Regions from separate parts of the Homo sapiens genome. Here region 1 is linked to region 2. A link is a loop called in an ENCODE intact Hi-C map of the cell type or tissue named here. Cell type or tissue: transverse colon. All regions are shown on one strand. Each heading gives the region's core, and the rest is flanking DNA. Links, peaks and the distances in the headings are about the cores only.

Region 1 (5,403 bases), core at 76-5,075, 62 kb before region 2:
ACTAATATAAATAAAATTCCTTAGAACTCAGTATGTAAATATTACTTCTTGAAACTTGTAAAAGGCAGATAAAGCAGTACATATAAATTTGTATTACACAATATATGGTAATTAATTATAACAGATGGGATGAAAAAAATCATCATTACTAAGATGTCAAATTCCCCAGATTAATCTGTCAAATTTTACTGTATTTGGTGGAATATCATTATGTCATATCTCATTAAATGTCAATGACTTTCAACAAGATAAGAAGTTCTTGTTGATAGATTGATCATCTCCCAATAGGCAGCCTTAGTACTCCAGTTTTTCTTAGTGACTCACTGGCTACTTATTTTGGGCTGGGGATTACTATGATGGAGCTGTATGGCCCTGGAAAGAAACAGATGATTATTTGAAAAACATGGTAGCATTTTATCCTGTTGAGCATTTTTCCAATTGTAATCTTTTTATATAATATTAAAACATAGCCTTTTCAAAAGTTAATTAATATACTAAAAGCCATTAAAATATCCTAATTTGGAAAATCAGACTAGTTTTAATTACCCATACAATTCTAAGGTTTATGACCTCTGAAGTAATGTTCCACAACTGTTTTGTAATCAATCTGTAATTATTTTTGTGATGTCATAGGTACAGTAGCTGATCCCCCTCCAAAAAATAAACAGCTTTCAAAACATTTGTTATTATTTATCATTGTCTATGCATGTATTCATTTTGTGCTGCTATAACGGAATACCTGAGACTATGTAAATTATAAAGCACATAAATTTATTTCTCACCAGTCTACAGACCAGGAAATCCAAGGTGAAAGGGCTGGTAAAACTTTTAAGGGCCTTCTTGATGCATAATGCCATGGCAGAAAGCAAAAGGGTGAAGAAAGCTGGGTGTGGTGGCTCACACCTGTAATCCCAGCACTTTGTGAGGCTGAGGTGGGTGGATCACAAGGTCAGGAGATCGAGATCATCCTGGCCAAAATGGTGAATCCCCGTCTCTACTAAAAATAGAAAAATTAACTGGGTGTGGTGGCGCGTGCCTGTAATCCCAGAAACTTGGGAGGCTGAGGCAGGAGAATCACTTGAACCGGGGAGTCAGAGGTTGCAGTGAGCCGATATAGTGCCACTGCACTCCAGCCTGGCGACAGAGTGAGACTCCGTCTCAAAAAAAAAAAAAAACGGTGAAGAAAATAAATCCAAATTATTCTATGTGTCATATTAAGTCAGATCTATCCTACTGTCCATATGATAAAAGAGCTGTAAGTAAAATTAAATCTAAATAAAACATGGTTTAAATGAATTTGACATTTTATTTTTCTTAAGTGAAAGTATGCCAGTATATTTAGAACAGTTCCATGAGTATAAAACCCTTACACTCTCCATAAAATTATATTCAACCACCATTTGACTGCAGTTTGTTGCTTCATAGTCTGAGAAAGGCTCTTCCACTTAAATATTGCACCTATTTTCTAGACCTGGGAAAAATAGTACATGCCAGTCAATTAGGTATATTTAAAAGAGTATTCTAAAAATGCTTATCCAGCGCTTTTTGTTTATATTTCATTGGTATAACTATGTCTCCTAGCATTCTTGGCTACAATGGGCCCTGAGAGACACATTTTTTAAAGCTGGAAGATGGTTTTCTTTACAATAATTATGGTTATTTTACAGAAGACAAAAATGCAACTTAGGCTATTATCTGTGAATGTCACATGAATCAAGTGCATTTATTTGCCATTGTTTATTTATTGGTATAGGTCCTAACCTTGTGACTTACTCCTCTATACCAAAGTGAGCAGTGAAGATGTTCTATACAAAATCTCTCCATGGGAAACATTTATATTCTTATCCTACTTTAGTAACATCCCTTTTTGGAATAAACACACTCTGCAGAATAAAACAGAAGCCCTGCTAGAACTTTTTTCTCTTTCCCTTAAAACAATTATAGTCAATTTTAAGAGACTATGATAGGGTTCTCTAAGTGGACTTGATGATGAAGGGCTACTAGTAATGCCTGTCTTTATACTTTGTGGATCAGATAATGTCATACTGACTGAGAGAAATAAATATTCTGGTTACATGGGTTCCATGATACTTACATTAGTACCAAAGGCTGTTTCTCGAAAATATCTAAAAAAGAATAGAGATTCCTTCAAAAATTTGATATACAGGCCAGGCGCGGTGGCTCACTCCTGTAATCCCAGCACTTTGGGAGGCTGAGGTGGGCAGATCATGAAGTCAGGAGATGGAGACCATCCTGTCCAATGTGGTGAAACCTTGTCTCCACTAAAAATACAAAAAAATTATCTGGGAGTGGTGGCGCGCCCTGTACTCCAAGCTACTTGGGAGGCTGAGGCAGGAGAATTGCTTGAACCCGAGAGGAGGAGGTTGCAGTGAGCTGAGATGGCGCAACTACACTCCAGCCTGGGTTGTAAGAGCAAGACTCTGCATCAAAAAAAAAAAAAAAAAATCCTATATACAATGTCTATACTCATTAATAAAATTCAAACTATTTCTAAACCACTGAATCACTTGCCCCAGCTACAAAGTCCCATATGAAAGAATCAAATGGCCAAATTTAAAGCAGAGGAACTTGCCCTGGATTTTAAGAATGTGGATTTTTTTTTTTTTTTTTTTTTTTTTTTTTGAGATGGAGTCTCACTCTGTCACCCAGGCTGGAATGCAGTGGCACAGTCTTGGCTCACTGAAACCTCTGCCTCCCAGGTTGACACAATTCTCTGCCTCAGCCTCTCAAGTAGCTGGGATTAGAGGTGCCTGCCACCACGCCTGGCTAATTTTTGTATTTTTAGAAGAGATGGGGTTTCACCATTTTGTCCATGCTAGTCTTGAACTCCTGACCTCATAATCCACCCGCCTCTGCCTCCCAAAGTGCTGGGATTACAGGCATGAGCCACCGAGCCCAGTGGAATTTTTCTAAAAATGACTTTCTTAACTAACAATATATAAGTCCCTTAACCTCATAGGTAAGTCTTATTTTCGAGATATAAATGAAATTTCAATGTTGAAAAACAAAGGAGCATGACATATGCCAAGTATACAAGAATAGCTATCGAATTCATTCAAGATGAAATTTAGAGCAGAATATTATATAATTATTTTAAATAAAAGTAAAGGATATGACTTAGGGTGGTGGCCCATGGTACTTGTTGAGTTGAGAGGTATTATTAACACTCTTCAACTGTGATCGATTTTTCAGTAGGTTAATGACCAGTTTGAAGTATTTGAAGAATTAATTTCTCTTTGTAGTCTACAAGGAAAAAATTCAAGTGAAAATATTCTCACTTGAATTTTTTCAAATATGTCAAGTTAAAACTAATTTCGTACATCCGGAAATGGAATCTGCTAAGATGGTTTACAAATATTGGTGGTAAAAATGTATGTGCATCAAAAAGTACATAATTGGAAAAATTTATAGTATGTGAAAATGCAAGGTATATAAAATCTTTTGTCATTCCCTATTACCAGCATATAGTTGAAAAAAAGTCTGAATCTCCTAATCACGTGAACTTCATTCATTCTTGTCTGTGTAACCATTGTCAATTCTATAAATATTTTTATGGAAAATTGAAGAATCCTAACCTACCTGCATAATAATTAGATCATTTAGCAGTGGTAACATTTTATACTAATTATTTGGACAGATCGACATGATTGAAATTTTTCTAAAGAAGAATCACCCCAATCACTTCATTGAAAGGCTTTGAAATTAGCTTTTAGTGTAAACATTTGTAGGTATTTATCAAAATTAATTCAAAAATTACAAAGCAAAATAGTGCTTATATGAAAATTGTTGACTACTATAATGTAATTTCAACAACTAAACAATAAATCATTTAGCAAAATGCCAATCTGCTATACATTCTCTCTGTGCTTTCATAAGCTATAACAAAAAGGTAGTTCTTCATTCCCATGCAAATTTGCAGTAAAATGTATTTTCTCTGAGTTCAAACTACAATTTCAGGACTGGTACTTGAAAATTGATGTAGCTATAAAAGAAAGTTTAATATTTCAAAGTGAATGTAATTATACAATTGAGAAACTCCTACCTCACCTTTAACTGGAAGTGACAACTCTTGCAATATAATAATATAATGATATGCTAAAAGGCAAATATCAAGGGAAGAATCTGGTAGAATGCCTTCCAAATGTTTTGTGTGTTCAATTAAAATAATATGCTTATGAACTGATATCAATATTTGGCGGTATCTCTCTGTTAAAAACAGTATCAGGCTGGGCACAGTGGCTCATTCCTGTAATCCTAGCACTTTGGGAGGCCAAGGTAGGTGGATCACCTGAGGTCAGGAGTTCGACACCAGCCTGGCCAGCATGGTGTAGCCCCGTCTCTACTAAAAACACTAAAATTACCTGGGCTTAGTGGTGCATGCCTGTAATCTCAGCTGCTCTGGAAGCTGAGGCAGGAGAATTACTGGAACCCGGGAGGCAGAGGCTGTAGTGAGCTGAAATTGCGCCACGGTACTCCAGCCTGGGCAACAGAGTCAGACTCCATGTAAAAAAAAAAAAAAAAAATTCAAAGATAAAATATGTAAAATTTCATTATAGATGAGTATTAACAGATAAGCATTTGCAATCAATTTTGATGATAGGTAAAATAAACCCTGAATCTCAATTAAGCAAAATGCTGTTTCCCAGTAAAGAATTCAATTGTTTTTATCAGTAGATTCATAAGTCTAATTATTATTTTTTTATTTTGGTCAACAAAAATATGGAAATGTGTCTTCTTGTTTGATATATAAGCAGACATATGATATCCTCAATTTTGCCTTTTGGCCAATGAAGCCTAAAACTTTTACTATCTGATATTTTACCAAAATAGTTTGCACCCTGCTTTGTCATTGACTGTTTGTCATAAATTATCAACTCAAGTGTTCTTGAGTAGAAAAGTTTTACCTATCTTCTACTTAGGTACAAGCCAGTGAGGCTCTGTAGAGTGCTTAACACCTTTGCTGATAACTTATACACTATCATTTCCACATTGCTCTTTGATCTTTCCTTTAAACATTCTTGTCATTCGTCCTTGCTTTAGAGCCTCTGCCCTAGATAATCTTTGTCTAAATCTCTTGTCTTCTAACGTCTGTCTCTTTCTCACCATTTAAATCTCATAAATAACATTAGCTCTTCAGAAAGACCTTCTCTAAGCACTATATACAATGCTGCCCATCCCACCAGACCCCATAAGTAATATCTCTAAATTTTCTTCAAAATATGTAACACTATATTAATAAATGTATTCATTTATTTGTATATTTATTAAAAGTTGGTCTCCCAGTTTTCTCTATGATAGTATTTTATAAGAAAACAATGATTTTTTTTCCAATTAATGAATGACTTAATTAGATTATACTTTGTGACTGTAGGAACTATGACA
Region 2 (5,403 bases), core at 76-5,075:
TTTATTTAGTCTGTAAAACATTTGTCAGTTACCTAGCTTTATAATTTAAGGAGTTTTTCTTCATCTATAATAAAAAGTTTAGTCTCTGAAACTATTATCATAATTGTATAGTTATATGTGTTTGATTTTCTAGAGGAGCATATACTCACCAAAAAGTGTTTTATATCATCAAGAAGAGTAAAGGAATAATAAAATTATTACCATATTGTAGAGTTGCTACAAATAATATGCTATGCTGCTGTTTCAACAAAACTGTCTACAGTTTTTTTAGGCAAGTAACTCATTTCTTATATATCAGATTAATGATTATGAAAACTGTAAATATGTAAAGCAGGTATGAAGCAATAAATTTTTTTCTACTTAGTAAACTCTGGAAACATCTTTATATCAGGAAATGTCTTTACTCTTAGTGATGTTTAGAATAGCCACCCTTTTTAGTAATGCAAAAGGGATGAAAATGCCTTTTACCTCATGACTTATTTCATTTAGGTCACCATTTTTATACCTGTTTGATATAAGTTATTTAATTTTTTATTTTAACTTTATAATATTGCATGGTCTCACTTACATGTGAAAGCTAAGAAGGTTAAAATCTTGAATAAAGAATAGAATAGTGGTTTCCAGAGGCTGGAAGGGTTGTGGGGAGGAGAAGATGAGGAGACATTGGTTAATGGGTAAAAAATAAAGTTAGATAGAATCAATACAACCTAGTGTTCTGGCACAATAGGGTGACTATAGTTAATAATAGTTTATTGTATATTTCAAAATAACTAAAAGAACGAAATGGGAATTTTTCTAATAAAAATAAATTATAAATGTGTGAGGTGATATATATCCCAGTGACTCCAATTTGATCACGATAATGCATTACATTGTAAGCTTGATTTTTAAACATACATACATTTTGAAGAATCAAATAATCTACAAAATTTATCTATTACAAAAACAAAACACAGTAGCCAACCCTAGCTCTGTTTTAATGACAAAAACAGAAAAACCAAGGAGCAATGAGAGTATAAGCATGACATTTAGAAATATAGGGATTATAAACAAAAGTACACAGCTATCCCAAGGTACGGTGAGTGGCCAGCTCCTCCCTTCAGCTAAGGCACTCTCAAAAGGCTGGCAGCTCAGGGCTGTTTGCAGGTGGCCCTCCCAGCACTGGGAGTAACACATAATCCTGTACTGAAGGAGGATCTTGACAGTGTCACGTGGCTTCCATCCATTCCCTACTTTGGTGCTGGATCACCTTTTGTTCAGAATTGCATATTATTTCCTTTCTTGGTATCTCCTTTGTTTTGTTATATGCTCTACTGTAGTTTCCTAAAGTCCATAGGAGTTAAGATTTCTGAGACCTTGTACATCTGAAATCTACACTTAACTTTCAAATAATTGTTAGCATGGGACATAATTTAAGTTTGGAAATCAAATTTGCTTCAGAAGTTAAAGTCATTGCATCATTCTCTCTCAGCTTCAGAGATGCTGTTGAGAAATCCAGTGTCAATTTAACTTTTTATCATTACTATATTAGCTTTTCCGCTTTGAATTCACCTAGGATATTCTCTTTTTCCCAAGTAATCTTAAATTTCAGGCTTATTTGCCCCAGAATGGATCTATTTTCATCCATTTTTTGTCTCTCAATGGGGCCTTGCAACTTAGAAATTTAAATTATTTGTTCAATGATTGTCTACTCTCTATTATATCTGTGTTCTTTTTAAGTATTACATTATTAAATTAAATTTACGGTATATTAACTATATATTCAATAATATATTAAAATATATATTAATGTTATCAATGCATATATATTATGCATTACATTATTATATTCTATATAATATACATCAGGGGTATTTTATTAATGTATATTAAAATTATGGTATATAACGTATCTATATATACATATATATGTTTATGTTATACAATGTATATGTATACATATACATATAGGTATAACATGTATATACATGTGTGCGTGTGTGCATGTATGTGTACATATATGTAGTTAGCATAAAGTAAAATGGAGACCAGAACTGGAGAACCCCTGAGTAGACAAACCCATTAAGGCCTCATTAGTGATATTATATTAATCTTGCTTGGTTTGTAAACATAATTTAACTTGAGCTATCTCTCTTATATACCCATATTAAAGAAAACTAACATTTAAGGCTAACCAATCAAAAGCCATCAATTAATTATAGTTATTATGAATGTTGCAGCAGGATAGACCAAATAAGGCTTTATTGGTCTATTTTTGGATTGATAATAATGTTAATATATTTGACTTTAATGACTCAAAAATTGTCATTACTTTACTTCCATGTTCTCTGTATAAAAGCCTTCCCCTGGCATTCCTTCAGCACAGCCACTTTTGGTTTACAGCAGCCTTATTCATGAATCACTGGTTGCTAAAATTAAGTATAGTATTATTGTGCTTTTCTTTACACTTTAACAGACAAATTTTATATATAGTTATATATAAGCATATATCAATATACATATATTTATCATGTATAATTTGTCTATATTACATACATATATATGGTCTACAAAAGTTCTGGTCTGGTTTGCAATTTTAAGTTTCACTTTTGTTCTTAGAGTGTCACAATAATATCTTTCAGTCTTTCTACTAAATTTCAATTCTCTGCTCATATATTTAATTTAAAAAATTCTTTTGTTCTCTGAGTATTTATGAAGTACCATAATCTTGTTTCACAGACATGATAGCATTTCTTTTATCTCTGAAATGGTAATGAAAGTTTTTGCTTTTTTCTGTTTCTATTTTATTTTTAGTTACCTATCTTCACAGTCTCTGTTTTTTCCAAGTTGCTTTCTTTAAGTTTGTCTGTTTAATATTAGAACATTCCTTTCGTATCTGTGATCTTGACTCATGTTTAAGATGGAGTCATTAAATCTTATTTGAGAATTTGTACACATGCATGCTGTTTGTGGATTGCACATGTGGTGACCTAGCAAGACAATATTACTGGAAAATACCCAGAGCCAATGTATCAGGTCATTTTTGAGGGAATAATCAGGTTTCTGAAAATATAAATCTTTCACTCTTTAGCTGCCCCTACTTCCTATTTGTGTGGTATTCTTCCTCTCAATTGTGGTAGAACTGTGGCCAGAAGCACTGTGGTCCAGATACTTTTTCTACCTCGATGGGTAATAAATTTCAATTTTCTAAGATAATGAAAGACAGCCTCTTCTGATTGCCTGAAGTAGAAAATCCAACTTTCAAGCAATCTTCCAATTTTCACCCTTTCTCCTAACCTACCTCATGTTGCCAATTACTGAACCCTGCAAATGTTCCACAGTGCACGTCACTTTGCTGCTCAGCTGTCCATACTGCCTCTTTAGGATTTTACTTGTTAAGGCCAATTGACAGTTACCATTATGCTGGTTTTTCTTTGCTTAAAATACTTTTGCTATTATTTCCCCTTCTAACTCTCAGAAGAAACAGATGCAAATGTTTGTGTTTAAAACAATGTCTTCAAACTGGAAATTCATATTTACTAAAATTACCTGATTTAGCTCTTCAAAAATAGAGAGCAATTTATTTATATTATTACATATTTTCAGTAACTCTTTAAACTCCTTTATAACATGTGTGCGATTGAATTCCAGTTACCTCAGCATCATTTATTGAAAAGGGAGTCCTTTCCCCATTGCTTGTTTTTGTTAGCCTCGTTGAAGATCAGATGGTTATAGGTGTGTGGCTTTATTTCTGATTTTTCTATTCTGTTCCATTCGTTTGTGTGTCTATTTTTGTAGCAACATCAAGCTATTTTGGTTACCGTGGCTTTATAATATGATGTAATGTCGAGTAATGTGATGCTTCTGGCTTTGTTCTTTTGGCTTAGCATTGTTTTGGTTATTTGGGCTCTTTTCTAGTGCCTTATGAATTTTAAAATCATTTTTTTCTAATTCCGTGTATAATGACATTGGTAGTTTGATAGGAATAGCAATGCAAATTGCTTTAGGCACCGTGGCCATTTTTATGATATTGATTCTTCCAATCAATGAGCATGGAATGTTTTTTCTATTTATTTGTGTTACCTCTGATTTCTTTCAGCAGCGTTTCGTAGTTCTCCTTGTAGAGATCTTTCACCTCCTTGGTTAGCTGTATTCCTAGGTATTTCATTTTCTTTGAGTCCATTGTAAGTGGAATTGTGTTCTTGATTTCACTCTTAACTCTTAGCATAGATGTTGTTGGTGTATGGAAATGCTACTTATTTTTACACATCGATTTTGTATCCTGAAACTTTACTTATATTGATTATCAATTCTAGGAGCCTTTTGGTAGACTCTTTAGCATTTTGCAATAGAATCATGTCATTAGCAAAGAGAGTTTGAATTCTTCTTTTCCTATTTGGATATCTTTTATTTCTTGCTCTTGCCTGATTGCTGTGTTTAGAATTTCTAGTACTATATTGAATAGGAGTGGTTAGAGTGGACATCCTTGTCTTATTCCAGTTCTCAGGAGGAGTGTTTCCAGTTTTTGCCCATTCTGTATGGGGTTGGCTGTGGATTTGCCATAGATAGCTCTTATTATTTTGAGATATGTTCCTTTAATGCCTAGTTTTTTGAGGGTATTTAATATTAAGTGTTTTTGAATTTTATCAAAAGTCCTTTTTATGTCTTTTGAGATAATCATGTGGTTTTTATTTTTATTTCTATAATAAATCTCATTTATTAATTTTTATATATTGCAACAACCTAGCATTCCAGGAATAAAGCTGCTGGATTAGCTTTTTAATATGCTACTGGTTATTTTCGTCTCCCTAGGTGTGATTTTAGGATGTCAATTTCAGATCTCTAACTTTTTCACATGGGTGTTTTCCACTATAACCTTCCAAATTAACATGGCTTAGCTGTGTCCCAAAGATTTTGGTATGTTGCATCTTTGTTTTCATTTGTTTCAAATATTTTTTTTCATTTCTGCCTTAATTTAAATTTTCCCCAAAGTCGTTCAGGAGCAGGTTGTTTAATTAGCATGTAATTATATGGTTTTGAAAGAGATTCTTGGTATAAATTTCTATTTTATTGCGATGTGGTTTGGGAGTGTGGTTGATATAATGGGTTTCTTAAGGACGTCTTGCAAGGCTGGTCTGGTGGTAATGAATTCCCTTGGCATTTGCAAATCCGAAAAGGATTTTATTTCCGCTTCACTTTTGAAGCTTAGTTTGGCAGGATCTGAAACTCTTGGTTGGATTTTTTTCTTTACAAATGCTAAATATAGATTCCCAATCTCTTCTGGGTGGCAGAGTTTCTGCTGAAAGGTCTGCTGTAGTCTGATGGGGTTCCCTTTGTAAGTGACCTAACCCTTTTCTGTAGCTGCTTTAATATTTTTTTCGTTCACACTGACCTTGATGAATCTGATGATTATGCGTTTTGGGG

Evidence for each region. Peaks named below come from ENCODE experiments on the same cell type or tissue, not always from the same donor. Only the 100,000 strongest peaks of a DNase experiment are listed, where the experiment ranks them.
Region 1: it touches region 2 in a loop (5-fold over the local background); 2 of 110 quality-filtered maps call a loop at or near these places.

What each region holds. Positions count from the first base shown.
Region 1 is chr17:22,130,404-22,135,806 of GRCh38, forward strand. It overlaps the pseudogene UBBP4. Among named protein-coding and RNA genes, the nearest start is that of LINC02002, 130 kb to the right of the region's middle. In transverse colon, for the core only: no CTCF peak of the experiment used is centred there; a DNase peak (open chromatin) is centred at 2,789.
Region 2 is chr17:22,192,157-22,197,559 of GRCh38, forward strand. It overlaps the pseudogene UBBP4. Among named protein-coding and RNA genes, the nearest start is that of LINC02002, 72 kb to the right of the region's middle. In transverse colon, for the core only: no CTCF peak of the experiment used is centred there; no DNase peak of the experiment used is centred there.